Linked DNA regions of Homo sapiens: region 2 is linked to region 1. A link is a loop called in an ENCODE intact Hi-C map of the cell type or tissue named here. Cell type or tissue: heart right ventricle. All regions are shown on one strand. Each heading gives the region's core, and the rest is flanking DNA. Links, peaks and the distances in the headings are about the cores only.

Region 1 (15,717 bases), core at 7,376-11,375:
GGAAGATGCAGAAGCCCTTGTTCTCAGGGCTCAGAGCAAACTGTGGCATCAGATCTTTTAATATTGCTATTTCTGTTGCTGATAATGACAGCTAAAGTTTATTGAACACTTTCTATGTGCTAGGCACACTATATGGCCTAGCTTGTTTATTCCTCATACACTAAGAGGAAGGTGTTTTTATCCTCATTTTGTAGATGAGAAAACAAGTCCACAGGGATGAAGGAACTTGCTAAGTATTGGGGCCTGGACCCCTAAGAAAAACTGACCCAAGTTCAAAAGATCAGAAAACTACAGCTCCAACAGGAAATATGACTCAATCAAAGACTCAGGAGGTCAGGCACAGAGCAAGGGCTGACATCCAAGTCTCCTGACTGCCTACTCATAGTTCTCTCCACCCCACCACACAGAGACGAAGCACAGTGTCCATTTCTTCTGCCCAAAAGACATCTTGACTGCAGCCTCATGAAAGACCCCAAGTCAGAACCAACAAGCTAAGCCACTCCTAGATTTCAGACTCACAGAAACCATGAGAAATAGTCATTGTTTGTTAAGTCATTATATTTTGAGATGATTTGTGACACGGCAATAAATAACTAATAGAGGGTAAACATCTATTGGCTCATGTGTCAGGATTTGAGGACATTCCCTCTGACATTTCTACTCTCTGTCCTGCTGGAAAGTCCTTTGTCATGAGACAAGGAAAGAGAGAGGCCATAGTGACCCTCTGTCCTCCATAGAGCTGGAGACAGAGTGGACAACTGACGCTGCCTTTCTGGCTCTCAGCTGTGCTGGCCAACAATACTTGTCCATTTCTACCAGCAAACTTCTTCTTAGAAGGTCTGGTAGTAAGTATTTTAGGCTTTGCAGGCCACATACAGTATCTGTTGCAACTACTCAACTCTGCCATTAAAGCGCCAAAATAGCATTAGACAATACATAAACAAATGGGCATGGCTGATTCTAATAAAGCTTTATTTACAAAATCAAGTGGCTGATTCAAGGGTCATACTGTGCTAATCCCTGGTTTAGAGAAAGGAAAAACTAAGTCCATGAAGGTCTGTGGCCAGGCAGGCTTAAAGGGCCCACAGGACACTTCCCATAGAGGGGAAGCTGTTCCTAAACTGCCCTACCCTTGGCCCCACCATTGCTCTACCTCTGCCCCAGGAAGCCAAGATATTTATCATCTCTTGCAAACAACCACCACATATGAAGATAGCTAAGGGAGCTCCAGGTTTGCTGAGAGTCTGAGCACCTGTGAGGGATATTACTAAGGAAATGTCCACACCAGCTAGAAGGTTTCTTTCAACTCTGGGTGCAACAATGTCCAGACACTGCTCCAGTAGTTACTGCTTGCACACATATTACCTCCTTTCTTTCTCACCTGCAATTATTGTTGTGTAACAAATGAACCCTGAAACTCAATAACTTACTCACATGGCTGGCAGGTTGGTTCCTCTCCACACAAACTTCTCCATGAGGCTGCCTGGGTGTCCTCACAGTGTGGTGACAGGCTTCCCCCGCAACTACCTATCCAGGAAACCAAGGAAGAAGCCGCAATGCCTCTCCGACCTAGCTCTGGAAGTCACGCGTCATCACATCTACTGTCCCATTGTTCACACAGGTCAGCCCTGATTCCGTGTGAGAGCGGACTATGCAAAGACAGGGATACCAGCAGGCAAGGATCCCCATCGTGGAGGCTGGGTAGAATGAGTGGGTCCTGAGGTTAGTGCTCCATGGGAGTGATCACTAGAAAAGTTCACCCACTTAAGTTTGGTAGTTGTGTGAGGAAGGACTCTAACACCTGTTTTGTTGTTGTTTGTTTGTTGTTTGTTTGAAATGAAGTCTCGCCATGTCGCCCAGGCTGCAGTGCAGTAGCACGATCAGGGCTCATTGCAGCCTCGACCTCCTGGGCTCAAGCGATCCTCCCACCTCAGACTCCCAAGTAGCTGGGACCATAGGCACACGCCACCATGCCCGGCTAATTTTTGTATTTTTTTGTAGAGACGAGGTTTCACCATGTTGCCCAGGCTAGTCTCAAACTCTTGAGCTCAAGCGATCCGCTTGCCTTGGCCTCCCAAAGTGCTGGGGCTTACAGGCATGAGCCACAGTGCCTGGCCTTCTATCACCTGTCTGCTCAAATCTGTATAGGTGAATTGTTCATAGGAGATGTTGATACTCAGGTACCGATGGCTATAGTTTTTAGCTACATTTGACCACAAGTTTTGATTGCTGGGGTTTCAATCCCATCTTCCTTGTTCTTCTGCCATTCTTAGGAATCTGCAATGGACGTTTGTCATTCTGTTCTGACTTCCCAGCATCTGACACTTGCCTAGAGGAACTTCTCACTGTGTGACTCCTGGTGAGGGCAGGTCCCTGCCCAGTTCTTCAGTCTTTCTGTCAGTATTTGACTGACCCTATGTCACTCCAATAATCCTCTTGCTATTTAAATTAGCTAGTCAGTCACACCTGTAATCCCAGCACTTTGGGAGGCCAAGGCGGGCGGATCACCCGTGGTCAGGAGTTCGAGACCAGCCTGGTCAACACATTAAAACACCCTCTCTGCTAAAAATACAAAAATTAGTCAGGCATGGTGGCACGTGCCTGTAATCCCAGCTACTCAGGAGGCTGAGGCAGGAGAATCGCTTGAACCTGGGAGGTGGAGGTTGCAGTGAGCCAAGGATGCAGTGAGCCAAGATTGTGCCACTGCACTCCAGCCTGAGTGACAGAGCAAGACTCTATCTCAAAAAGAAAAAAAAAAGAAAGAAAGAAAATTAGTTTCTGTTGCTTGCAACCTAGAATCCTAGCAGGTTCTGAGTCTCTAGCACTTACTTTCAGACAAAGTTCTCCTGGTGCCAAAGCCACTACATCTCTGCTGCTGCTGTGGCTACAGTTGCTGAAGTTGAGCATAGACTTCAGAGTCAGACAGACCTAGGTTTGAGTCCCAGCCCTGCCAATTTAATGCAGTGTGACTTTCTACACGTTATTTAACATCTCTGGACTTCTGTTGCTTCCCCTGCAGGATGAGGGAAGTGATATTTAGCTTGAAAGACTGCTATGAGGATCTGCACATAGCATTGTGCCTGGCACAGAGTAGGTGCTTAGTGACTGCTCTTGTATAATAAAATATGATGGTGATGATGATGATGACCATGGACATGTGCTGAAGTTTCTCCTGATGTGATCCCCATCCAGAGTTTATTACAGAGGCAAAGCTACTCCCGTTTGATGACAGGTCTCTGGAGCTACCTTGAATGGTCTGTCCTCTCAGTACCAATTGCTCTTTAGAACCCTCAAAGCTGGTCTTACTCATGGAGTTGAATAAACTCTTTCAATAAGGAACTTGCTATAAGTCCCCTGGGGACTAGTCCAGAGCATGATTCAGAGACACACCCCCAACCCCTCCTATATTCAATGCTTTGCAAATGGAGCTCTTTCTGGCCTGCCCTGAGATCCTAGAACATCTAAGATGGGCATGCAACTTCAAGCCCCACTGTGGTCCTTGCAATCTGATTTCAGGTCATCCAGACCCTTGACCTGGCCTCACAGCCTGACATAGCCTCACAACTACTAGAGATACATCCTGGACGGCAAGCCACACTCTAAGACACTGTGCTCCAGCAGGAGCCCTGGTTTCTCCCATCCCATCTCTGAGCTGGCAGAGCTGTTGCATAGTGTTTCCATTTTTCTAAGGGTTGTTCCAGAGTCTAGGGTGTTCATGAGAAGTAATTTGCAAACCCCATTCCATGCTACTCTAAGAATTATACCCTCATACCAGTCTGGGAAAGAGTCTGACCCCCACCTTCACCCCAAATCATGGCAATGGGTGAGGTGGCACCTATGCTGGTTATGTGGGCACTACAGATAAATGGGCAACTGCAAGATCAGGAAATCATCCTAACACAGAAAGAAACATCTCTTGTTCTAAGACTCCCTCTTTGAACAACCCAGTTAACCCTACAGGCCCCTCATTCGTCTTCCAAAGCACTGATTTGCCGCTTAGGACATATATTTGTTAGACTAGCAGCTGAGTAGTAGCCTCTATCTTTTCCTAGCAAGAGTATAAGCCACCTGGAGTGAGAGCCTTCTTACACTTTCCCTGTCCTCTGCACCTGGCACCTTGCCTGAAGATGAATCAGAGCTGACGAAATACTTGTCGAATGGCTGCTCCATGGATGACACAGAATACAGCTGTAGACCCTGACTACCTGGCCCAAAATAGCAAATATTGTGGGCCATGGGGCCGTGGAAACCTGAGATGCCTCCCAGGGCCACGGCAGATGATTAAGAAAATTGGCTGAGAGATAGGATCGCACCAGCCCACAATAGCCTGTGCATTTTTGTCCAGGTTGGAGAGGCAGGACACAGCCTGTACCTGTTTGGCAGGACACAGCCAGGTCATTCCTGATAGACAAGACACAGCCACCCGACACACGGGGTAGAGCCCCCACAAGGCTGCTGCTCAGAATGCTCCTGCAAGCTCAGCTGCGATTTTAGGCCTGCTGGAGTGAGGTCTCAGGTTACACCAACTCCTCAGCTTCTCAGCTTTTGATGGGAGCTGCTTCTGGACAGGGACATCACCACCAGCCCATTAGTGAAGGAAATATTTGCCAGAGAGCGTCACCCTCCAGGAGGAGAATAACAACTGAAGGTCTATATTTCATCTGTTCCAGGAGTCTTTTAGCTTAGATGAATTCCTTAATCCTTCTTCTCTACCCATAGGCTCAAAGAGTTGCAAATCTTCCACACACTCGGTACCCCTTTTAAGTTTAGAAATTGACCTAACAATAATGCCTCCTTGCAATGTCCTTGCAAGTGGCCTGGTATGCACTGCCTGGTTTGCCCACATGTCAATACTGTGAGGCTGGACATGGGGATTGTTTGGTTTGGAGATGTACTGTGTGATAAATAATGGAACGTTGCAACGGCTAACATTATACTAAACATTTTGCAAAAAAGTAAGCCTCAGAACAACCATATGAAGGGGGGAATGTCACTATCCCCAGTTTCAGATGAGCAAACTGAGGCTTAGAGGTGTTAAGAAACTTCCAAAGTCACCTAACTGGGAAGTGGTAAGACCATGATTCAAACCCAGGAACGTTTGGCTTCTAAGCACAGACTCCTAATGCTCACAGTCCACTTCTACCCACATATTTATGAAATATCAATCACTGTGCTGCCTGCTGGAGACATAGGGACAATTAAGGTACCACCTTGTTGCTCAAGATTCCAACCTAGCCAGAGAAACAAACATTAGCTTAATTTTAAATTATATATTACAGTGTGATATTTGTAATAATAAAAATTATATGTAGGAATGGAAGGATGATGATTAATTCAGTCAATAAGGGAGGAACAGAGATTAGGGAAGGCATACAGAGGAACATTCAAAAAATGAAACTTTATGATTCAATTTCTTTTCTGTTTTGAGTGTGTGATCTTTAGCCATCATTCGTCCACACTGGCATCTATTGAATGAGTCATCCATCATCTGGGAAAGACCCAGGCAAAAGGGTCCCCTTCTCTGAGCCCATGCTTTATAGGTCTTACATATCACAAACCCAAAATAGATTAATGTGTTAAGGAACTTGAGAGCATCTCTGTCATTCAGGATTCAGAACTCAGCATCGGCACAGCACAACCAATAACCCTAAACACCACTCGGATGAGTAACACCATTCAGGCCCCAGAGAAACGCTTCTCCGTGTCTCTTGTCCTGTGTCTGTGAATCAAAGGGAAACCTTGTCCAAATGCCATCCATGAAGATTTGTGGGTTGTGCCGCTGCCAGCGCTGGAGATGGACACCTCCCTTTGGAGGATGGGCAGGATGTGAGCCCCATATGAACTCAGATAAGAATTAGGCAAATTAGTTAACTTACCTTATTCTTCCTCACAGATTTCATGAATGCACAGACTCATGCAAAGTGCAGTATCCTTTCCTAGGAATGCTGAGTGTCTATTTCTTGCTTCTCTCAATGCTCCAGCCTGTGATTCTGGAATCAGTCAAAAATTAAGGCAGTATTCACAACAGCTTCACATGATGGTTGGGAAATAGTTTGCAATATTAAACAAATCCTAACACTTTTAATTTGTGTATTTGCAGGCCTATCCATAACATACAAAAAGCATGATATTAATTCTTTATGTTGGCCACAGGCAGACCTCAAAGGCTAGAATTGTATTAATAAATAGGTTTTATTTTATAAAAATATGTTTAAAGATTTAATTACATTTTCAAAAGATTAAGTAATTTTAATCTAAGTGATGTTGATTTTTAAAGTTGATATGAATTTATTATAAATTATATTTTCTTTTAATTTCAATAGATTGTTTTGCAAATTTTATTTACATAAATATTCAGTCATAGAAAAACATCAGATGGTGTAATGAACTGAGTGTTATGGCTTGCCGAAAGTCATATGTTGAAACTCTAATCCCAATGTGATGATATTTGGAGGTGGCACCTTTGGGAGGTAATTAGGTCATGAAGGTGGAACCCTCAGGAATGGGATTAGTGTCCTCATAAGAAGATGCCAGAGAGCTGGCTAGTTCTCTTTCCACCTCATGAGGATGCAACCAGAAGTCAGTAGTCTGCAACCTGGAAGAGGGCCCTCACCAGAAACCGACCAGGCTGGCACCGTGATCTCAGACTTCCAGCCTCCAGAACAGTGAGGAATAAATTGTTGATAAGCCAGCAATCTATGGTACTTTGTTATACAACCCAAACTGACTGAGACAGATGGGTTTGCTCCCCTCTTTAGCCTCACTCACTTATCTCCCTCAGGATCCCTTCTGGGCCAGCAAACAGGAGATTGGCCAGGTGTGGAGCCTCACCCACAGCACCTGGCTCAGCAGGAAGCATGTAAAAGGCCCCCAGGCCAGGACAGGAGGGGCCTCCGTTGCAAGCTATTTTCACTGCTACTACATATACTGCTCAGTGCCTCACTCTGTCTTGCTTTGACTTGGGCCTTCTGACTGTCTCCTGGTACCTACCTATTCACCTGGCTTCCTGATCTGCTTTGACGGATAGCTCCAGTCACTGATCTCTTGAGCCAGGTCTTTGTCAACCTTGCTTTGACCAGCACAACCCTTGCTTCCTCCCCACGAAGTATTTCCTGATATCCATTGGCCTGCAATGATACAGGGAAATAAATATTAACATGTTTTTGAATTATACATTACAGTGTGATATTTGTAATGATAAAAATTATGTGTAGGAATGAATCAAAGGGTGGTTATTAATTCTGTCAATAAGGAAGGGAGATTAGGGAAGGCTTCCCAGAGAAACACTAATTAAATGGAACTTTATCTATGATTCAAATTATTTTCTATTTTAACTGTGTAATCTTTAGCCATCAACCATCCACACTGGCATCTACTAAATGAGTCATCCACCATCTAGGCAAGGCCCAGACAAAAGGGTCCCCTTCTCTGAGCCCATGCTTTAACAGGTATCACATATCACAACACCCCCAAAAATTAATGTATTAAAGAACATAAAGTAATATGAATATATACTTCAAAAATCAGAGCTCTCCCCCCTCCCTTACCCACTCCCCAAGAATATACAGAGAATGGCCTTCTTCATCTCTCATTTCACATAAATCATTGTAGAAACTACCCTGATCCTAGCTTCACCCTCTGCCCTTCAGGATAATTCATAAAAATCATTAAGCACTGAAATCATCCAGTTCAAACACTGTCTTTTTACAACTGGAGAAACTCAGACACAAGGAGGGGAAGTGACTTTCCCATGATCACCCATCAAGTGAACTGAGACTAGAGCCAGTCTCCAAGCTCCAAGCCCACATCCACACTCTGGTTCCAAAATGCCACGTATCCAGATAATTGTGTGGCATTCCAGCAGCACCCCACCCTAATCAATCTCCACATGACATCCCATAGGGCAGTTATTGTGAATTGTGGGGGGCAGAAGTTGGATGCTGGGTGTGCAAAGGAAAAGCAAGGGAGGTTGTTTCATAAATGACACAATGGCACGCTCCAAAGTTGAGTTGCAGGGCTTCCGCTGCCCTGAGAGACTGCATGCCTTTCTGGAGACTAAACATTTTCACAGTTCCTTTGGCCCAAGGGTTATTTTCTTGTTGGAAAAAATGGAAAAATTCCCCACACGGATGGCAAGAAAAATAACTTCAGCTTGACTAATCCAGAGACAAAGCTTCTTCTGAAATTGCAAAAGGATAGAATTGGAGGGGAGCAAACATTTCTTTTAAATAAACACAGAATATTTCTTTCTTTGCTTTGTTTTAGAGACAGAGTCTCACTTGTTGTCCAGGCTGGAGTGCAGTGGCATGCAGTTATGGACCACTGCAGCCTCAAACTCCTGGGCTCAAGTGGTCCTCCTGCCTCATCCTTGCAAAGTGCTGGGATTATAGGTGTGAGCCACCATGTCCAGCCCCACAGAATGTTTCTTCTGGGTTTCTTTTTATTTGCTCATGCCTAAGAACCCCTAATTGGCTCCTTAGAGAAAGGCCAGGTCCCATGGGTCAGAGGAGAAACTGGGTGGGCATGAGCCTACAGGAGAAGCCCCAGCTCACTGGAGCTCCCTGTCTGGCCAAGCCTGTTAGGAGCTGTGTCCCACAGGGCCTGGGCTGAGAGGGAGACGTGCCTTCTTGCAGAATCCCCCGCATACCCAGATGAGCCCTCCCTAGAGATGGGACTATCAACTGTCCAAGACCCTGTTCATTACTTATCTTCAAAATGTGCCTCCTCTTCTTAACGAATAAATGCCTTTGGCACTAAGAGTTCTTTTGCTACAACTTGTTTCTTAAAATCAAAATAACTTAGGTTGATTTTATCAATTGCATAACTTACTAATTTTTTTATCTGATTTTTCTCAGTTCTTTAGCTAAAGAAAAACTCAAATTAGTATCTATGTTTAAAATATTTCTTCTATGAAGCCTGGGCAACATAGAAAGACCCAATCTCTACAAAAAAATTAAATAACTAGCCGGGCATGGTGGTATCCACATGCAGTCCCAGCTACTCAGGAGGCTGAGGTGGGAGGTTCACTTGAGTCCAGGAGTTCAAGACTGCAGTAAGCGAAGATCGTGCCACTGCACTCCAGCCTGGGTGACACAGCGAGACCTCATCTCTAAAATACATTAAAAAGGAAAAAAATATAACTGTTGGAAAATACTGAAATTGTCAATGACTGCAGGTATCCTTGAAAACATTTCTCCTGTGAGATTAAGTAAATCATCTATATGTTCATGGCATCTATTCTGAGAACTTATTGATGCCTTTAAGGGACGCTTACAGCTGCACTGTCATTAATGACTGTGGATATTGCTAAACAGCAGGTTACCATCTTCTAGAATTTGTATCAGTTTATCAAATGTAGTCACACATAGATGGCTCGCACTTGGCAAAAAAGTTAGGAATTGTCCTGGAAGGGTCCATGCGAGTGCGAGTTTTGATGCTTAAATGTCCCTGGCTTCACAGTAGACCTGCCCTGCAAACCATTAAAATGGTTTGTCCCAGCCTCGCAGGGGTCATTTTACCTACCCTTCAAGATACCCACCTCACAGCCAGTGAGCATGGAAGAAGCCCAGGGAACTGGGGTCATGACATGATCATGTGATATGAGTAGAGCATGAAGGAAAGAGCATCAGATTCCGGGCTGGGTGAATTAGGACAATGCTTTTCATACGTGACTATATGTTCACTCTTCTCTATAGTAGTATTCATAATACTAGCCCTCTATACTTCACAGGTATGGGAATCAAGTTGTAAAACATCTGGAAAATTACTTCACAAACTAGAAAGCACTTCTTGAAAGTAATGTCTTTTGTTCATAAAATCATGCATTCATTAAATATTTATTAAGCACCGACTATATGCTAGGTACTGTTCCAGCATTGGAGATAGAGAAATAAACAAATATGACTATCTGTTTAAGAGATAAAATGTATTTTCCTCCTAGCCTTTAAGGTGAATAGCCCTTGGGACAGTAGTCAGTCTCCAAGATGGTCCCCAGGGACCCCACCTCCTATTGTTGTGCCCACCATACTGAATTGGGGCTGACCTACACACGAGAATATGGTAGAACCAACAGTCTATGACTTCCAAGACTGGGCCATAAAAGACACTGCTGCCTCATCCTTGGCCTCCTGGATTACTCGCTCTGGGGAAGCCAGCCACCATGTCATGTGGACACTCAAGAAGCCACCAAGAGGCTGGCGAGGAGAAATGCAGTGTTCTGTCAACATCCAGCACCAAAATGCCAGGCATGTATTACCTTAGAAGTAAATCTTCCAGCACCAGACAAGCCTTCAGATGGCTGCAATCTAGTTCACGTCTTGAATACAACGTCATAAGAGACCTCAAGCCTCAGTTGCCAGCTAAATCACTTCTTCGTGTCTGACCCATAGAAATGTAAGAGGTAATAAATATTTATTCTTATACATAAAGTGTATAAGCCACTACATTTTGAGGTAAGTTGCTATGCAGCAATATATAACTAATATATTTCATTACATAATTCTTCCAAAAGGGTAAAGGAAGATAATTCCACCTTTGGTCTCATATCACTACAGACTGATATTTGTTGCCTGACAATCTTCATTTGGTTGAGGAACTGCCATGGGTACCAATCATATAGTTGGTGCTCCATAATACTTACTTGTTGGCTGTTGGATTCATGATTCTGGAGCTGATGAGCACAACTATGGCTTGGTGGACAGGGATGAGGTCACACAAAAGTTGGCTAAGGCATAGAGAGATCCACCCAGGTAGGGCCAGGGGTGGGTGAGGATGGTCTCAGGAACAGGTGATCCTAGGAATCCAGATAGACAAGACCCTCACGATGGCCTGAGGGGCAGGATCCTGGTGGTCAGTCAGAGCACTGCATTCGTGCAGATCCAGGTCTGATGGACAGTCTGGATTGGAGGGAGAATGGTTATCATGGAAAGACAGTACTTGGGTACTGAGGCCCAACAGCAAGACTTCAGACCAAGATGGGCGTGGGGGACAAGATAGAGGAGACCAGTATTGGAGGATTAGGAGGTCAATGTAGAAATGGTAAGCAAGTCAGAAGCCCATCCCTGGAGCTCAGGCCCAGGTGGAGCTGAGGGTGCAGCAAGGCTGCAGAGGCCCAGGTTGACTCAAGGAGCATCTGCAGAATTGCAGCTGCAAGCCCCATAGCTGTGCTCCTCAGTTCTAAAGTCATGAATCCAAGAGCCAACAAGTAAGTGTTTATAGAACACCAACTCTATGATTGGTACTATGGGAGTTCTTCCAGCCAAATGAAGATTGTCAGGCAACAAATACCAGTTTTTAGTTATACGAGACTATCCTCAATCTGGAAAGGCATCCTTCATCTGCTGCCACAGGTAACACTGATTCCCCCTCACCTGGCACCTGGACCCTCCTAGCTGGGCACCCCTCTCAGCTGTGGAGCTCCCCACAAACTTGCCTTAAAGGTGTACAGCTCTAAAGTCTGGAATTCACTTTGATTTGGGATGATGGGGCTGCAACACAGTCCTTCATATTGAAATCTCAGGAGAAGCAGCCTCTCCTTAACTACACCTTCACAGTTTTCCTTTTTGTAGTCTCTGGGTTTCTGAGATAATAAATACTATCTCCAAAACAGGTGATAACAATGACAGTGATGACACTAGACTGTGAGACTCCAATGTGGAGTCAAGGCAGGAAACTTTATTGACAAAAGGAGGACTTAGTCAACACAGGAGTTCTGGGGACAATAAGATGGAAATCAAATACAGAGTAACCAAGATAAGGCCCTCACTTTCCATAAATACCTTTGCCTTCTCCAAAAGCAGGTACTTTCTAACTACAAAAGTATAACACAATGTGAGATGACAGGTTCAAATCCAAACTCCATCCTATTACTTTCAGAGACTACCTGTGATTTTGTAGCATCTCCTAGTTTTTTCAAATATATCAAAGACCCTAATTTTCCAAGCATTCATCCCAAAAGTAAATTCTCCAAAAAAAAAAAAAAGGACATACATCACCCAAAAATTATGCAGATTGGTCCTGAGCTCTTCCACGTCAGCTTCTGGCCTCTCAGAACACCCTCATCACCCCAGTGTTCAGGTCCTGGGACAATTTTTCGATAACAATTTATCTACATAATGTTCACCATTGTGAGCAGAACTGGCATGAATCTTTGCACCTCACTGGAGCTATGAGAATTGTCTCTATTGGAAATGCTTCTGAATTAAATCAGCTGGGTTTCAATTCCTCACAAGCTAAGCTCAGTGTTATGTCTCATGTTGGTCCATTTTTGTGGCTTCCTTTCCCTCTCCTCAAGGCTTTTATGACCCATGAGAAAATGGGGGCAAGACCTCTAGTTGTGGTCCACTGTGGTCACTGTTAGTCCCTGGTCCAAGCTGTGGGGTCCATTCAAAGGTAGGCTGCTCCACAAATATGTCCACAACCAGCATGCCAAGCTCAACCACGGACAGAAGCCAACTCCACAGGTGCCATGGTCCTTAAGCTTTCAGGCAGCCATCCCACCCCCAGTTCTGCCACCCTCACAGAGCTCAGCGCAGGGTTGTTGTACAAGTATTGATGGATTGGGTGAAACCCACCTTGTTTCTTTCAGCTATCTGACATCTGGCTCATTACCATTTCAGAAACTAAAATACGGCTCCCAAAAACAGTGGCCATGCTCATCCCATGGGCAAATGTACCTTACTACTAATTTGTCTATTTTGATGGTTGAAACAATTTGTTGTGTGCTTGTTAGGCACCACCAAAGATTAAAAGAAATAGATGACATGGCCACTACTCCTAAAGACTTTTATTTTCTAGTTGGGAAGGTAAGTACCCATGGGAAGGTCTAAAGTTAATAATAGTACAAAATAACAATGAAAGTAACACCTCAAGACACATTGGCACATCTCATTGGATTCTCGGAGCAATCCTGGGTGACAGGTATTACAATTTCCCATTTTGTAGGTGAGGAAACTGAGGCATATATGATCCTCCCATAAGACTTGCCTCTGGAGGGGGAAACTAACCTGGGGCCAGAGGGGGTCATGCCCGGCTGTTACCCCCTGCTGTCTTGCTCCCTACCCTCTGTGACCCGCAAACTTCACAACACACATGTATACACACACACACACACACACACACACACACACACATACTCCAACCCTACCTTATTGGAACATCTGACTCTGTAATGATCTATAAAAGTTTTATTGTTCCTTCTTTTAGAAAGTTGCTGGATCTCCCTAGCACTTGTAAATAATGTGTGCTCCAGCCCCTATCTCTGCCCTGTCCCTAATCATAGGCACCCAGTGGGTAATTATCCAACAGCCAACAAGGGAGCAACAAGAATCCCATGAGGAAACTCAGTCCGGGGATTCTTCTGAGGTCACAGACCTCCATTCATGGGTGGTCGACCCTTCAACCCTTCTGCCCCAACCTGTCAAGGAGACAATTGCCACAGCCCATGTGAGAGGCACTCTGGTTTTCCAGCCTCATCCCCCACTCTGCCCTTCAGTCTTCCCAGTAGATCAAATGACTTCCTACTATTTCCTGAACATACCCCCTCCCCAGGCTTGGGAGCGTGTCCTTTCCTCCTCCTGGAGTGCTCTTCTCTCAAGTAATGCTTGTCCAATTACTGCTCAGACTACAAAAACTAGGCCTAAATATCACCTCCTCCTTCAATCCTTTCCTGATTTTCTCCATCCATATATGAGCTTGCCTTTCTCTGAAACACCATAAAATTACAAGTGGATCATCTAAAAGTGTTCATCTCTATCCGCTTCTTATTACAGAAGCATATTTGCAGATTTGTCTTAGGGGATAGGAGTCAGAGTTCTGAGTCTGTCCAACCTCTGGCACTTATGACCCATGCAAAATTGGGAAACTGAGCCACAAGAAAGTCATCTATAAAATGGGGTTTCATGAGGATAAAATGAGACAACAAAGAGAAAGCACTTCATAAACAATAATGGGCTTTACTCATGTTATGCTTAACCTCTCTCTGCCTCAGTTGGCGCGTCCATGAAAACACGTGTAGTGATGTCTCCCGCTTGGATTTGCCGTGAGGATTCGATGAGGTCGTGTATGTAAGGCAAAGTGAGCATAGTCCCCCGCCTCCATCTCTGGCCCTGTCCATGTCATAGCAGAGCTTGGACTGGAGACACCCCATTATATTTTTCACTCTGACCACGATGTTGTACAGGATTTAGGATGCTGCTGCAAACACTCTTTCATGGGGGTGACTTTTGGAACCTGGGCAGGAATTCCAATGCTCTGTAATAATAATCATCATCATAAACAGTTGGTGGTCCCTGCATCCAGGAAATCAGTTTTTAGGGGCCAAGTCTGTGCTGTGAGGGAACATGCCCCTCCCTCAGAGGTAGAGACTGCAGAGCATGTGTGTCTATAAAACCACAGCTAATCCTCAGAGCCAGATGGAAGAGCTGCCTTCCTGAGTGGCCAGCTGCGGCATCGGAGCCAGAAATGCCCCACAGAGGCAGTTTGGGAAGCATCAGCCCTAGTGCTCCATGAGCCACGTTACTGAATTGCAACGTTGATGCGGGAAGGTGAATAATAAATCAGGTTAGACATTGGGTCAAGGATCTGCATCTGAGAAGAAAAGGAAATGATAAACTATCAGAGTTAGAAGGAACCAGCTCAGACCAACATCTTTGCTGCAAACTTCCAAGCCCCTCCCTTCCCCGCTTTCTCTTCTTCTTTTCAGGGCTGGGTCCCACACCCTTTCAGCATCACGTGTCCTTACACCCTCCAGCCACAGTTGACGTGACTGAGAGCGGACCAAGCTGGGCCAGTCAAATTCTCTCTCCTGGAATTCTGGAATTGGAAACTGGACACTGGTCAGCTTCTATTGGGATCTTTACCCAGGAAGACTCACTTTCATGGATGGAATACAGACTGGAAGCCAGACAAGAGAGAGGAGTATGGGAAACGCATGCCTCATTCCAAGAGAAACAGCTCAAGCAGGCAGCCCTGCATGAGGAACACCGCAAAAAAAAAAAAAAAACACTCACTGAAGACACAAACCTCTCTTGCCTCATCACTTTAGTGAAGTAACAGAGTGCCTTGCACACATAGGTGCTACTAAATTCAAGTTTATTGACATTCACTAATAATCAAAAACAAGTGGGGATCTAATCACAGTGTAGATTTGAGGGAGAAACAAAGAGCCTCTGAGCTCCTTAAAATCAGGGGCCAGGTTTATATAAAGCTGAAACGCAGGAAAAAACTAGCCGGGATGGTGGTCAGCTGTAGGGGGGATAATATGTGGAAGGGGGCACAAGGGGCTTCTGGAACGTTCTGATTCCTGTTCTGGGTGCTGGTTACAAGGGCCTGCTGGGCTTGTGAAAATTCAGTGAGCTATATGAGTATGACATACGCACATCTCTGTACATATGGTATATGTCAATAAAAAGTTTAATGGTACAACAAACGGGAGTCAGGTCTTGACTTACCCAGAGCCCACCTGATACAGTCCTGGCAGGAATTCAAGGTTCCATCTCCCTAGCATTTTCATACAAGCAATATCTGATTAAAATAAATAACCAAAGTGGCCTGGAAGAAAATAGGAATCAGAAAGCCAAGTCAGAGAAGGGCAGCAGTGTGCTCAGAGGAATTCAGGGGGTAGAAAAAGAACTCGTTGCCAAGAAGACAATCCCAAATGATGCGTTAACAGTAATGTGTTTGGGCTAATGTTTTATACACAGACCCACAAACAAACAC
Region 2 (15,717 bases), core at 6,773-10,772, 220 kb before region 1:
AAAAACAGTGTTTCAATAATATGAGAAATAACAATTGCAGCACCCCTCATTCTCCAAAGTCACCCTTTCTTTAACTGTGACTAATGAGATGGTATTGGAAGATAGCATCCAGGGGGCCAAAAATCTCCCAGGTTTTATTCACAATACCTGAGATCTTTTCATAACTATTCCTGATAGACGCTGGAAAAATAAAAGCCATAGCTTCTAGCTCTTGTAGATTCTTGAAAATAACACTGACCCATGCTTAAAGTTTTGGTTAGGTTTGAGTTGCCTACCTGGGCTGGAAGGCAGATTATTTATGGCAGCTGTATCGATCAGACCAAAATGAAATTTGATGTGAAACAGGGCCGGAGGAATGCAAACTTCGGGGAGGTGGAAGTGGAATTTGTTACACCTTAAAGGAGACAGCTGGCAGCTAATCCACAGCGGAGCCCACTTGGCCTCTCTTAGGCAAAGTACCTTTTATAATCACACAACCCAGGAGTTATTAAAAGAATGTGTGCCTGCTGAGCTTTTAGCTCTAAAAATGTACCTTTTAAAGGAAACCTCAAACCTGGCCTGATAGGAAGTCTGGGCTTGGTATGGTCGCTGTCCCCATGGGATACAGCTGGGGAAGGGGGTGTTCTAGTTGGTAAACATACCAATTTTGCAAGAATCTGAACACTTCAAAATATGCTTAATACGGAAACCACATTTTGAACCTCTAATTACCCTCTAGAGCTATTTTGAAGAATAAATGAAATTAAACACATTACCTGCTTAGAAGAGGCCTTGACACACAATAGGGGCTCAGTAAATGCTTGTTGAATGAATAACAGAATTATCCCACAAAGTTCCTCTAATTAACATTCTTACCAGGTGGCTGGAGGAGCAGATAAGCTATAAACCAGGAAAGATATGTATCAAGGAGGGTATCACGCTAGGACCTCAAGATACAGCCTTGCTAGGTAGAGACTGGGCATTTTACAGTCTCTCAAAAGGGAAGCAAAATCAACCAAATTCCATACTTCACCAAACACAGACTCCTAATAGGAGTGGAATTTTCCTAGCCAGGCTCCCATAGGACATAGGAGAAATTTTCCACGTAGGGAAGGCCTCGATGGCAGAGTCCATCACGCTTCTCCTTCCCCATCCTGGGCTTGCCTCTGCAGATCGGATTCCAGATTCGCACTCGTGTGCAGGACCTGGGCCACGGCTGTATCTTCCTGGTGCAGAAGGCAGGGGCCCTCCAGGTCTGCCCCACAGACAGCTACACCAAGAGGGAGCTGATCGAATGCGCCCGTGCCGTCACGGAAAAGGTAAGGAGCAGCCCTCAGTTTAGAGTCACAAGAACCTGCGCTGGCTCTCAGTGATCCGCTGTAATCAAGGACAAAAGCAGGAAACTCAGCCAAAACTAACCCAGCTGACTCAGCTGTCTCATCCCGATCTTCCCCACTGCCCAGGTTCTCCCAAAAATGGGGTGCATCAGGGAGCTGGGGTGATCATAGGCCCAGAGAATTTGAGGGCTTAGAGGGACTATCCCATGAAGGTCAGGCCCTGGCACTCCCCCTTCTTGCAGGGCTTCCCCGTAGGCAGATTGTATCAAAGTCCCCATCAGCAGCCAGGAGCCCCTGGTCAGGGGAGGCCTGGAGCCAGAGCCCTTTCCTGCAACCTCTGTTGACACCATCTTTCTTCTCAAGGAGGCTGCTGAGGGCTGAGGGCTGAGTCAGGAGGAGTGAAAATCCCTTTGGTGTAACCTCTAATTTACAGATGAGACAGTGAAGTGGGGGTGGGTTAGGCCACATGGGGCAGTGGCGTGTGCCTTTGTGGAGAAGCAGAAACTTGTCCTCGGTTTTCTGATTCTAAAGACAGTTGTTTGTAGAGAGATTCCCATGGGGTAGTGAAGAAGGCTCTAAGATCTTAGCTAAGGTACTTCAGCTTTCCACAACTTGATTTCCTCATCTGTAAAATGAGGATAAAAATATATAATATCTGACTGATAGAACTGCAAAGATTTACTGTGCTGATATGTGTAAAAGTGCCTGGTACAGTGCCAGACACACAGTTACACATGTAATAAATCTAGCTACTGTTTTCTCTAACTTTCCTCCAAACTTCTTTTTCCCCAGGCAGTTTTCCCCAGTTAACCACGCCATACTCTGAATGTTTCTTCATTCCCAAGTAGCTCTTCTATTCTCCCCCAGTATGCGAGTCTTTTGCTTTGCTTTTTGTCTCGGAATCATTTTTCAGGTCAGCTGTTTTGCAGGCTGCTTGAGGTACAGGATAAAGCATCCAGGCTTGGTGGCTTTTCCCCTTCCCTTAACTCTGGTTCATAGGACACAGAGCTCTGTCCTGTTTAGAAACTTGGCAACAGACTTGAGGGGCGGGCAGGGGGGACCCTCAACTGGAAGCTGCTGCCACAGAGGCTGCTCTGTCCGTGGCCCTCCCTGAGGCCAAGCTACAGTCTGGCCTTCTCCCATAGCCCACAGGGCTGTCCAGCCTCCTGGGACTCCACAGACGAGGAAATAAATCTCTCAGCTGGAGGAAGGCATTTGCCTTCCTTTCAAAGCCCTTTCTTGTTATTGAAGTTATTCTTGCCAAGTTCCCCCATAAAAGGCCTTATAGCGGGAGCACCAGGAAGGGAGGAGAGGGGTCCGAGCTACATAGTGTTTGTAGGCATGGCCAAGCAGCTTGGTCTTCCTGAGCTGGCCTCGGCCGCTACCTGTCCCGGCTTTGGGTCCCTGATTTAGGACACCTGGAGGGACCACCAAAGGAGAGGAGGTGGCTCGTTCCTAGCAACTGGCCTTTTGACTGTTTCTTGCTGTGCGTCCCTGTCCTCTATGCCTTGTGTCTCGTTATATGCCTTGATGGTGTGTATAGTGTACCCACACACAGCCATGACTTGTCTGCCTTTGTGTCCTCAGACCCTAGTGACTAGCAGATACTCAGTAAACACCTGCTGGCTGGCACACCCTTCACAGAGGGTGGGATGCTATTTCTGGACTCTTTTTCTTTCACCTTGGCTAAGAATGTCTCTCTCCCAGACACATATACAACCCTGCAGGCTTCCCGTGATACTTGTCTTGGCCTTTGTCACCCATCCTCTGAGGGGCTTTCCAGAACCTGGATACCTCATTTCCCGGCCAGCTCTATGCCAGTCTGACTTGTCTTTTCCTGGCAGGACCTAGTAGCATTTGAAAGAAAGGCAGATGAGGAAGAGAAACAATTCCTTGTGGGCTGGTCTTGGAACGTGGTAGGTACCCAGGAAATGGTCCCTGTGCCTCTCCTGCCAGACTGTGTCCACAGCCTCTGCTGAGATCTCAGCAGCACGGGGGACAGAGTGTCTCATACTCCATGCCTCTTGCTGGCACGGTAACACAGTGACTCCCCTGCCCTGGTCAGCATGTTTGAAGAAATCTACCTACGAAACGTTGTCAGATTCTTCTTTGGGTCGTAGTCAAGGGTAGTGGGTGTGTGCACGCAGAGGTTAATACAAAGACTCAAAGAGCCTCCAGCCACTAGCCTGACACATGCGATTTACATTGGGTGCATTGGGCCATCCTGAGGGCAAGAACGGTGTGCTGTGGCGTCCCGGGAGGCAGGGCTGTCTCTGGAAGAGGAGAGCAGGGGGAGGTGTCCGGGGCTCAGCTGTTTTGCAGGCTGCTTGAGGCACAGGATGATACATCCGTGCTTGGTGGCTTTTCCTTCTTCCTTCACTTTGGCATCTGACGGGGCAACTAGTTCGGTGGCTGCGGGAGAGGGGCAGGAGTCGTTGCAGGCAGAGCGCAGACCCAGGGTGGAGAGGTGGGAGTGTTTGGGAAAGTCAGGAGCTGGCGGGTGTGGTGAGAGCCAGGTGAAGCGGACACATGACCAGAAACGGAGCTCAGCCAGGGGAGATTTGTAAGCAGGGTGTTAGTGTGGTCAGGTTTATGTCATAGGAAAGTACCTCGGAGCAGTGAGGGTGTACGTGATGGGTGAGGGTGACAGCACAGGATTTCTGACATGGAAGACACCCGAGTGAACTTGCTGGGCCCTCGGGGCACTGAAATGATGGTTCGGGGGTGGATGATGGCTTGCAGGAGTGTTAGAAGTGGAGAGGTCACATACACAGATCCCCTCTAGACTCCAGCCCTTCTGAACTCCATTCTGGAGAATTTCCATCCCAGCAAAGGTGTGATGAGTGTTAGCAGTGGCCTGTTCCTACTGAAAACCTAATAAAAGGGGATGTAATCGCCACACCTTTCACAGGAGTCTAATCCTTTCTCCCGTTCTGTGGTTTCAGAAACATAGCAGTAATTGAATAAATAGCATCTGCCCTCTGCTGAGTACTTACTATGTGCCAAATGCCTTGCTAGACACTTTACAGATATTTTTCTTCCTACTTAATTCTCTCAACAACCCTAATAGGCCAGAAATAGTGGCCCCATTTTACAGATGAGGAAACTGAGGTTTGGAGAGGTAAAGCAGCTTTGCCTAAGGTCACAGGGCCTGTAAATGGCAAAGCTGGTATCCAGACTGAGGCCGTTGACTCCAGATGTGTGTTGTTAACCTCTAAGCTACATCAACTCCTAGGAGAGAATTCATTATTTTCAGAATCTGCTTTTAGGTCCTGTTCTCTCCATTTCTTAGCTCCCCTCACATTCCCTTTCTGCCTACAGGTCTCCTTGGTGCTCTCGGCTCTCCAGGCCGGGAACAAAGGAACCCAGGCATGCATTACAGCCGCCACCGCTGTGTCTGGGATCATTGCCGACCTGGACACCACCATTATGTTTGCAACAGCGGGGACGCTGAATGCAGAGAACAGTGAGACCTTCGCAGACCACAGGTACGTGGGGGTCCTGGACGGGGAGAGGTTCAGGCTGGCCTGCCCCTGAAACTCATGATCGACTTGGAGACGCCACCTGGGAGCCAGAAATGTAGTTATCTGTTTTGATTTCAACAAGATGCACAAGTTGGGAAAGTGAACCATGTAATCAGAATAAGCCCCCTTTGCCAACTGTAAACACAGTGTCGTGGTTCGAGCTTTGCCTTTGACAGCCTTAAATCCAGCCTGCTACAGCAAAGGACAGATTTTAGACCTGCCACACGCTGAGCCAGAGAGCCGTTCCTCAAACTGCTGGCCAACCCCAGCAGGATTGGGAATGGCAGGGGCAGGCATATTTCGCTTAAACCCTGTTTTGGGAAGATAGGGGCTCAAAGCCCCTATCTCTGCTCAGCTTGCACTCAGCCTCTCTATCTGCTGCTAGGGACCCCTGAAACCTCACCACATGTCCTATACCTTTCTTCCCCTCTGCAATCCAAGGGCTGGGCTAGGGAGGCAGTTCCCAGAGCTCTGCTGTCCCTTCCCAAGCCCAGCCTCTGATCCTGAACAAGGTGCCCCAACCCATGTGTCCTCACAGTCACTAGCTATGGAGTATTTTAAGGGACAGTGGGAGTCACAGAAAAGAAGCTGACCTTTCATTGAACTATAGGGCTTGGGAAGGGAGCCAGGTTGGTGGGCCTGACTCTTTCACTGAAGTTTTCATGTCAGTCGGCTATGTGAATGAATACTGGTTGACTTTCTTCTTCTCCCCCCAGTTTTGCATTTGTGGAAGATGAGAGTCCGTTGGTAAAGGGAGGTGTAACACAGCACTTCTCTTCTTCAAAGCCCTTTAACAAAAGCCCCATGTGAGGGATTTCTTTTCTTCTTGAAGTAATCAAGCTTTGCCCTCTGTCTCTCCCCCTCTCCCCTGCCCTCCTGGCTCTCTCAGGGAGAACATTCTCAAGACGGCCAAGGCCTTGGTAGAAGACACGAAACTACTTGTGTCAGGAGCTGCGTCCACTCCTGACAAGCTGGCCCAGGCGGCCCAGTCCTCAGCAGCCACCATCACCCAGCTCGCAGAAGTGGTCAAGCTGGGGGCAGCCAGCCTGGGCTCCGACGACCCCGAGACCCAGGTACCAGCAGGGCCTGGGGAGTGCGTCCTCCCGGTCTTCCCGTGAACGCTGCACATCGGGCCTCAGAAGAGGCCTAAGGCAGAACAGGAACTTTTGAAGTAGACAATGTGTGTGTGAGTGTGTCTGGTTTGAGGAACCGGTAGGAGGCAGTCATCCAAGCGAGATAGTGGCACAGACTGTGGTGGTGGCCATGGGGATGGAGACAAGCGGAGGGATTTGAGAAGAGTCTAGAAGGAAGGCTTGGCCTGGCCCGGTGAAGGCTGGAGCACGGCATACCTGAGGGAGGGGAAGGAGTGAAAGGCGGCTCCTTGTGGGCCAGAGCAGGGCACAGGAGCTCCCTGAAGGGAGAGCTGGTGTGGGCAGGGGGAGGTGGAGGAGATTGAAGTGCCGGAGCCACACACAGGTAGAACTAGTGAGTGCGCGTGAGCCTGCCCAGGCACGGGGCTGTGGGTTCAGCGACTGTTGCCATAGAGGTAGCGACTGCAACCACACGAGAGGAAAAGCCAGGGAGTCGGGGCAGAGCCTGGAGGAATCCAGCATTTAGGACCACTTTACCGTGCAAGTGGCACAGGAGACGGAGAAGCAGCAGCTGCTGCAGGGAGGAAAGCCGCGGGCATCATGTTGCCAGGATGGAGTGTTTCAACCCACCAGAGACAGAGTTAAGAAAGAGGGAAGACTGGGAACTGGTTATTGGCCTGTTCCGGTAACCATCGAGTGCCATCGAGGACATTGGTGTCCCCAGCTGCTTGTGTGGAGTGGTGGGGCAGCAGCCAGATGGGGGTGGGGAAATGAACTCAGCACCTGTAGATGGCCCAGGTGAGAACTTCGGTTCTCAAGGAAGAGAGAGAAGAACTGGAAGGCTAGGGAAGGGCCCTGTGCTTCTGTGACTTCCGCTTCTGATATTTGGCAATTTCATTGAGATTACTTGCCTGTTCCTTGGTCCCCTTCCCAGACCATTGCTCCTCAAGGACAGTCACCACAGTTTGCTCATCTTTGAAACCTGCACATGCGGCACAGCTCTTGGCACATAGTGGCTACTGGCTACTGAACAAGTATATGTTCACCTGTTGTTGAACTAACAGCCAACAAAAGTCGCTAATAAATGGATGATGCCTGTTCCCAGAGTGCAAAATTTAAAAAACAAAAACAAAACAAAAAAAAAAAACCTCTGTTCTCTCTGTTCCCAGAACCGTCAAATGCCAAGCACTTCAGTTTTCACTCCTTAAACCATTCTCAGTAAACTAGTCTGTCTGGACAAAACTGGTTAGAAACCCCCTGTCATTCAGTGCCCCCAGGGGATGCAGTGACTGTGCTGGTTCACTTGAGGCCACCAGCTCGTTCCCTCACGGCATGACACTTCCCTCCCTGACAGCACCCATGAGTGGAGCACAGCTCCGAGAGGAAACATTCCTTATGCTACCATTTCATCCTTTCTGTTGGATTTCTGATAACATCAGAGTCCAGATTGGCTGCCTTTTGGAATTCTAAGCATTCACAAAAACCTCCGCTACAGGTGGTGGGTGCCTGTAATCCCAGCTACTCGGGAGGCTGAAGCAGGAGAATCACTTGAACCCAGGAGGTGGAGGTTGCAGTGAGCCGAGATCACGCCACTGCACTCTTAATACGTTGTCACATCTGAGATCCCAGTTTATCTTCAAAGCAATTTAATGAGGTAGATGGGGCTAGCAAGCTAATTTCACTGTGGATGAGGACCCAGAGCCACGCACACAGGCATGGCGCAGTGTGGAGGTTAAGACCGTGGCCCTCATGCTCACCAGACTCTGAATCCCAACTCTGCCACTGCTGGGCTCTGGGAGTGTGGACATAAGGGTTGTGGTTCCCACTCGAAAAGGCAGTGGCGAGGAGTAAATGAGATAATGTGTGTAGAGTGCTTGGCTCAGCACCTGAACACTGCCCTCAGTAAAGGGAAAATGTTTTTATTATTATAGAAATAGGAGTTACTGGAGCTACTGGACTGGGAACGCTTAAATGCAGTGCCCAATATTGTGTAATTCCCATCTAGACCTGGTACTTTTCACTCTAAATCCGGCACTTTGAAAAGATGATCTGTGGTCTCTGTGAAATTAGAAAAGCAAACACAGATAATGCATCACATCCAGGTTTATGTGGGAACGTACCTGCATCTTCATTCCACAAGTATTTACTGAGTACCTGCTGGGTGCTCATCCCTGTTACAAGCGTGAAACAAAGCAGAAGTCCAGGCCAAGCCTCCTGGAGCTTGCACTCAAGTTGAGGGAGAAGACAGATGATTTATAAGTGAATAAATGATAAAATAATTCCACCTACTGATAAGTGCTGTAAATAAAACGGCAACCTGACAGTTTCAGCAATTGTGGGAGTGGGCCCTTAGCTGAGGGATGGGGAAAAGCCTCTGAGGACATGACATTTGAGTTAAGGCCCAAGTGATGGAAAGAGCTGAGTCCCAGTTAGAACAATGAGCAAAGGTCCGAAACAGGAATGAGTTGAGATTTCCCATGGAGAAGAAGACAGGCTGACCTGTGTGCCTGTAGCAGAGCACCTCATAGCCAGAGAGGCAGGCAGGGCTGTTGTGGGGCCTTGAGGGCTGGGGTCAGGTGGGGATTTTTACTCAGTGTTCAGGGTGCCAGTTAGGAGTAAGTGGTGTTGCCTCTCTGGTGTCCTTTGTGCTGTCAGAGGCAGCTCATCGGCCAAGTTGCTGGCTAGGAGGTTTTACATAAGCTGCATGTTTGCACCTGACTTCTCCGTTCTGGCTCAGCTTCAGCCTCCCCTGGGCAGCTTTTCAAAGTCCTGAGTCCTGTATCAGAATCACCAAGGGTGGCTTCCCAGGAGGTCTGCCATGCTGCAGACTTCAGACTGTCTTTCTCTCCTCCCCCGTGCCCTGGCCTGCCCTCAGGCTGCATGCCTTGGTAAAGCCCACAGCTGACATCTTGACGCCTGCTCACCTGAGTTCTGTGCTCTCTTTCAGGTGGTTTTGATCAATGCCATCAAAGATGTGGCCAAGGCCCTTTCTGATCTCATCAGTGCTACCAAGGGAGCTGCCAGCAAGCCAGTGGACGACCCTTCCATGTACCAGCTCAAGGGGGCTGCCAAGGTAGAGTGGGGCTCCGACTGGGGATGAGCACCTGAGTTCTCTTCTCACTTAAAGGAAGGAGAGGCGTCCTTGCTCATAGCATGCGATCCAGAAGTAAAAGGAGTAGGGGCTGGACCTGAGTCACTGCACTATCTGTATTCATTCTCCCTTCCTATGCAGGTGATGGTGACCAATGTCACCTCGCTCCTCAAGACTGTAAAGGCAGTGGAGGATGAGGCCACCCGGGGCACCAGGGCGCTTGAGGCCACAATTGAATGCATAAAGCAGGAGCTTACGGTAAGGAGCCAGCAGTTACCTCCCTTGGGTACCAGAGTCCCACAGCTGACCCCAGTGAGGGCTCATTTGAGGTTTTTTACCAATGAGGTTTTACCTAAAACACCTGAACTGAGAATGCCCCTTCACCTGCCTGCTGGTAGCTTTATATAATTGAGACCCCATGTGTCACTGAGTTTGGCTGGGATTGATTTGTAAGTGTAATCAAGGAGTTAATTGAAATGTATCACTTAGGACTATTCAGGTTTACTTCCACTAAAATTATAGCACGAGATCAAAGCATTGTCAAAGATTCCTGGAAAAAGGGAAAGTCAGTATGACTGTGCTTACCTGGAGCATTAATTCTGTGAACAGTGCTTAGCCTTTCTTGATGCACATTGCTCTTGGTACCCGCACACATGCAAAATTGGAAGTCTGCCGTTTGCTGTTGGAAAAGCCTAGAAGCCTTTACCTGAGACACTTCCCTTTAAAATCCAGCTTCTTTCCATTGGAGTCATCTGACCTGAGAGAAATTGACCCTGTTCTTTTCTGACTTGTTCCAGCATTGCAGAGTTGAGGACATTCTGGAGTTACTGCAATGTGGATGATATCTGCTGTTCTTATGATCCCACAATGGTTGTGGATTGGCTCATTCTAATCCCCACAAATAGAAATATGCCAAAAAGAGTAGTTTCAAACAGATTTCTTTTTGATAGGAGGTCTGATCACAGATTCAACTTTTTTGGGAAAGAGGGATACCTGCCTTTGCTGCCAATTGTTCTGCACCTTTAAAGGGTCACCTGCAAAAGCGACCTAGAGCACTAGAAACAATAGTAGAACAATTTTGCAGGGTTTTGCTGACAGAAACTTGGGTTTTCTTGTCATATCATTAAAGAATCTAGCCTTGATTGATGTTGCGCTCAGTTCATGCTTTAAAGGAGAATCTAAAAAATACAGGAGTAACCTAAAAGCTGGTGGTGCCTTAAGTACCACTGCCTGGCACTTGCCTGGCTGCACAGGCTGGGTGTTTGCTACCAAAATCTGGACACAGCTCCTTTTTTGTTATTTGTTTATGTTTGATTTTTGTGGGTACATAGTAGGTGTATATACTTAGGAGTTACATGAAATATTTTGATATAGGCATGCAATGCATAATAATCACATCAGGATAATTGGGGTATCCATCATCTCAAGCATTTATGCTTTGTGTTACAATCCAATTATACTCTTTTAGTTATTTTTAAATGTACAATTAAATTATTTTTTACTGTAGTTACCCACTGTGCTATCAAATACTAGGTCTTATTCATTCTTTCTACTTTTTGTAGCCATTATCCCTCCCCACTTCCCCACCCCGACCTCCCACTTCCGTACTACCCTTCTTAGCCTCTGGCAACGATCCTTCTACCCTCTATCTCCATGAGTTCAATTATTTTAATTTTTTCTGTCACAAATAAGTGAGAACATGCAAAGTGTGTCTTTCTGTGCCTGGCTTATTTCACTTAATGACCTCTAGTTCCATCCATGTTGTTGCTAATGATAGGATCTCATTTTTTTTTTCCTATGGCTGAATAGTACTCCATTGTGTATGTGTACCACAGTAGCCAAGATTTGGAAGCAACCTAAGTGTCCATCAACAGATGAATGGACACACATATACAATGGTACACACACACACACACACACACACACATATATATAATATTGAAGAGATATCTGCACTCCCATGTTTATTGCAGTTTACTTCATATATATGATCTTGGCTATTGTGAATAGTGCTGCAGTAAACATGGGAGTGCAGATATCTCTTTAATAAACTGATATCCTTTCTTTTGGGTGTATACCTAGGAGTAGGATTGCTGGATCACAAAGTAGCTCTAATTTTAGTTTTTTGAGGAATCTCCAAACTCTTCTCCATAGTGTTTGTACTAATTTACATTCCCACCCACAGTGAACAAGGGTTCCCTTTTCTCCACATCCCTGCCAGCATTTGTTATTGCCTGCCTTTTGGATATAAGCCATTTTAACTGGGGTGAAATGATATCACATTGTAGTTTTGATTTGCATTTCTCTGATGATGAATGATGTTGAGCACCCTTTCATATGCCTGTTTGCCGTTTGTATGTCTTCTTTTGAGAAATGTCTATTGAGACCTTTTGCCCTTCTTTTGATTATTATATTTTTTCCTATAGAATTGTTTGAGCTCCTTACATAGGCTAGTTATTAACCCCTTGTCAGATATGTAGTTTGCAACTGTTTTCTCCCGTTCTGTGGGTTGATTGTTTCCTTTGCTGTGCAAAAGCTTTTTAACTTGATGTAATCCCATTTGTCTGTTTTCATCAGCTATACTATTCTGGAGTAAATGTTTTTTTCCTTCAGGACTTTAAATATGTCATGCCCCTCTCTCCTGGCCTGTAAGGCTTCCACTGAGAAGTCTGCTGCTAAGCATATTGGAGCTCCATTGTGTGTTATTTGTTTCTTTTCTCTTGCTGCTCTTGGGATCCTTTCTTATCCTTGACCTTTGGGAGTTTGATTATTAAATTCCTTGCAGTAGTCTTCTTTGGGTTAAATCTGGTTGGTCTTCTATAACCTTCTTGTACTTGGATATTGATAGCTTTCTCTAGGTTTGGGAAGTTCTCTTTGAATAAACTTTCTACCCCATCTCTTTTTCTACCTCCTTTTTAAGGCCAATAACTCTTAAATTTGTCCTTTTGAAGCTATTTTCTAGATCCTGTAGGCATGCTTCATTGTTTTCTATTCTTTTTTGTCTCCTCTATGTTTTCAAATAGCCTGTCTTCAAGCTTACTAATTATTTCTTCTATGTGATCAGTTCTGCCATTAAAAGACGCTTATGCATTCTTCAGTATATTAATTGCCATTTTCAGCTCCAGAATATCTGCTTGATTCTTTTTAATTATTTCAATTTCTTTGCTAAATTCATCTGATAGGATTCTGATTCCCTCTTTGTGTTATCTTGAATCTGAGTTTCCTCAGCACAGCTCTTTTGAATTCTTTGTCTGAAAGGTCACATATCCCCAGGATTAGTCCCTGGTAACTTATTTAGTTGGTTCAGTGAGGTTATGTTTTCCTGGATGCTTATAGGTGTTCATTTGTGTCTAGACATTGAAGAGTTAGGTATTTATTATAGTCTTCACAGTCTGGGCTTGTTTGTGCCTGTCTTTCTTGGGAAGGCTTTCCAGGTACTCGAAAGGACTTGGATGTTATGATCTAAGCCGTATCTGCATCGGGGGGCACACCAAGCTCAGTAACACTGTAGTTTTTGCAGACTCATAAAGGTACCATCTTGATGGTCTTGGATAAGATCCAGAAGAATTATCTGGATTACCAGATAATTACTTTCTCCCAAACAAATGGACTCTGTCACTCTGTGCTGAGCCTCCTGAAGCTAGGGGTGGGGTGACACAGGTACCCCTGTGAACATAGCTTCTGACATGCATAGGCAGGCCTAATGGTGGTGATCAAAGAGACTTGAAATTTGGAGCCATCCTGGGAAACTACAGACACATGGGTTATTCTGAGTATACCAGTGTTATTTAAAATTCACCCAGAGGCCAGGCATGGCAGCGCACGCCTGTAATTCCAGCACTTTAGGAGGCTGAGGCAGGAGGATTGCTTGAGCCCAGGAGTTTGAGCCCAGCCTGGGCAACATAGGGAAACCACATCTCTACAAAAAATTAAAAAGTTAGCCAGGTGTGGTGGCCTGAACCAGTAATCCCAGCTACTCAGGAGGCTGAGGTGGAAGACTCACTTTAGCCCAGGAGGTCAAAGTTGCTGTGAGCCGGGTTGACTGAATTTTATTCTGGCTGAATAAAATTCACCCAGATCGTGGGTTTCCATGTAGCGCGTGCCATGAGGGCCTCATTAGTGTGAAGGACTCTACGTGTGGCCTTCATTCCGCTGTAGCATTCAAGGGTGAAGTGGGGATTTGGGGTCCTGGACTGCTTAATTGCAGTTGCCCATTTTCAGCAGTGATGTTTGACATTGGTTGGCATTCTATGGGATGCCAACTGAGCCCACTCTTCTGCATCAGGGAAGCCTTCCTTGCTGAAACATGGTTGCCTAGGGCTGAAGACAGGGTAGCCCCACCTAGGCTAGGGGCCCTCGTGTAGGGACAGAGGCACATTCAGCACATACCCAGGGTACCAATCACTCATGTTAGAGAGCCAGAACAGATGAGCATGAAGCAGAAATGGGATATTGACTTACCATGGTGAATTTATTTCAGCCTCTCTAAAGGGGGTGGGTCGGTGGGTTGCTAAATAATTCACAGTGTCACCATGGCGCACTCGACGTGAACACCTCTGCACAATTATGCAGTTATATTTATAAGACAGGCTAAGAATAGAAGGAACTGATGCTTCATTTCCCCCAACCTCACATCCTCTCAGAGAGAGAGAGGTGAGTCCTGAGTGATGGGGCCAGGTCAGTCCTGCCCTGAAACCAGCACTGGGACTGAGAGTGTATGGAACTGCCAAAGCACCAGCAGGGATGGGGGAAGAGAACTATGAAGCCATACAACAACCTTTCACAGGATGGGTAGTGTGTAAATATTGGGTGTCAGTTTCTGCAGACCAACAGGTTAACACTCTAGATACGTCTCCCTCACCATATTGTTCCCATGAATGTTTAGTGTAGGTGCAAGAGGTTTGTCCATGAGATTCTTGAAAACAAGAACCATATTACTGTACTCAAATTTCTAATTTCGCCATGTGACAGTTTCTTCCAGTTACTGGCTCAGTTTTCAGACACAAGCTACAGCCTGGTTGGAGAAGAATAAATTATTTTTTTCGTTTCCTTTTTGATTTTTTTAACCTCTCTGTTTCTGACTTCCAGGTGTTCCAGTCAAAAGACGTACCTGAAAAGACATCATCACCTGAAGAATCCATAAGGATGACGAAAGGCATCACCATGGCAACAGCCAAAGCCGTGGCAGCTGGGAACTCATGTAGACAGGAGGACGTGATTGCTACTGCCAACCTGAGCCGGAAAGCCGTGTCAGATATGTTGACGGCTTGCAAGGTAAAGAGCTTGGCATGGTTTTGGATGGACAGATGATTCTCTGTCGTGACTGGGTTGCTTGGTGTAGTCTGAAAAAGGGGAGGGGCTCAGAACCTTAAACTTTGTAATAAAAATGCACACAGGGCCAGGGGTAGTGGCTTATGCCTGAAATCCCAACACTCTGGGAGCTGAGACAGGAGGATCGCTTGAGACCAGGAATTTGAGACCAGCCTGGGCAACATAGTGAGACCTCATCTCTTAAAAAAAATTTTTTTTAAGTAACCAAGTGTGGTGGTGTGTACCTGTGGTCCTAGCTACTCAGAATAGTAGCTATGGCAGGAGGATCACTTGAGCCCAGGAGTTCAAGGCTGCAGTGAGCTATGATTATGCTGCACTCCAGCCTAGGTGACAGAGCAAAACCCTGTCCGTTTAAAAAAAAAAATGCACGCTGAATATGGCATACGCACCAGCCTGTGGGAAATGACTCTCTAAGGCAGTTTTGTGTTTGAGAGGGGATGGAGTCAGCCTTGCTGGCCCTAATCCTCCCCCTTCTTTCTAGTTCTTCCTAAATAGGCAGGAAGCCTTCTTGCAGAGTGTGGTGGAGGCCTCTCCGAGGGTGGTGGATAGGGATTGCAGCACTTGGTTCCAGCTCCTCCAAATGGAAAATGTTTGCTCTTCCGCTGGACCCTTGTTTACCCCCATAGGTCAGCCATTGTGCACTAGGAGAGGTGTTGCCATCCCTGGTGAGGAAGTGAGTTGGAGGAATATAGCAGAACTTGGCGAGCTGCTTTTCACAGTCTGTGCTAGACATCTTGGAAAAATTCCTCTGTTCCTTAGGTAGATAGTTGGAGCAACTGCCCTGAGCCTGTGCTTGGTGAGGGAGCTGTGGAGACCCAGGGCCTGGAACCTTTATTTTTGATCTATTAGGAAAGTGAACTATAAGAGCCCCCACCCTAGGCCTTCCCCCTTCTTGGGACAGCCTTGCCCCCAGGGACTCCGGCTTCTGCTCAGCAATCAATTGATGATCCGCTGCCATGGTGAGTGAGGGCAGAATTGAAGACCAGCTCCTACAGCGTGGGGTCTCAGGGAGCAGAGCCATTCTTTGTGGTAAAGTGAGTTCTGCTGGAGTTGCTGCTGCAAGATCCAACTCTTATGGCTTCTTGGTGGCTCCTCAGAAGGAGAGGGAGGTAAGGGAGGGGGTGATGACGGAATTTGTGTGCAAGGGCCTGGCCCTGGGAGACAGTACCACATTTATGGGACCCCTGGGTGTGATGAAGGGTGGAGAGAAGAGGGTGTGTTGGAAAAGACAGGGCTGGAAAGATTCCGCTTTCACACAGGACGCAGGGCTTGCTAGATGAGGGAGTTAGGACTCTCTCTCCTGAGGCTGCAAGTATTGGCCACTTTGATATGCTCAGTGGAGTCCACCTACCATAAGAGATAAC

The links. Peaks named below come from ENCODE experiments on the same cell type or tissue, not always from the same donor. Only the 100,000 strongest peaks of a DNase experiment are listed, where the experiment ranks them.
Region 2: it touches region 1 in a loop (2.2-fold over the local background); 3 of 110 quality-filtered maps call a loop at or near these places.

What each region holds. Positions count from the first base shown.
Region 1 is chr15:63,015,486-63,031,202 of GRCh38, forward strand. No RefSeq gene overlaps it. Among named protein-coding and RNA genes, the nearest start is that of TPM1, 19 kb to the right of the region's middle. In heart right ventricle, for the core only: no CTCF peak of the experiment used is centred there; no DNase peak of the experiment used is centred there.
Region 2 is chr15:62,791,490-62,807,206 of GRCh38, forward strand. It overlaps TLN2 (talin 2), which reads left to right. Exons shown (of 59, transcript NM_015059.3): 46 at 1,152-1,298; 47 at 4,638-4,804; 48 at 5,730-5,913; 49 at 8,879-9,004; 50 at 9,164-9,280; 51 at 14,111-14,296. Among named protein-coding and RNA genes, the nearest start is that of MIR190A, 25 kb to the right of the region's middle. RefSeq lists an enhancer at 4,769-5,269. In heart right ventricle, for the core only: no CTCF peak of the experiment used is centred there; a DNase peak (open chromatin) is centred at 8,637; H3K27ac peaks cover 1,447 bases.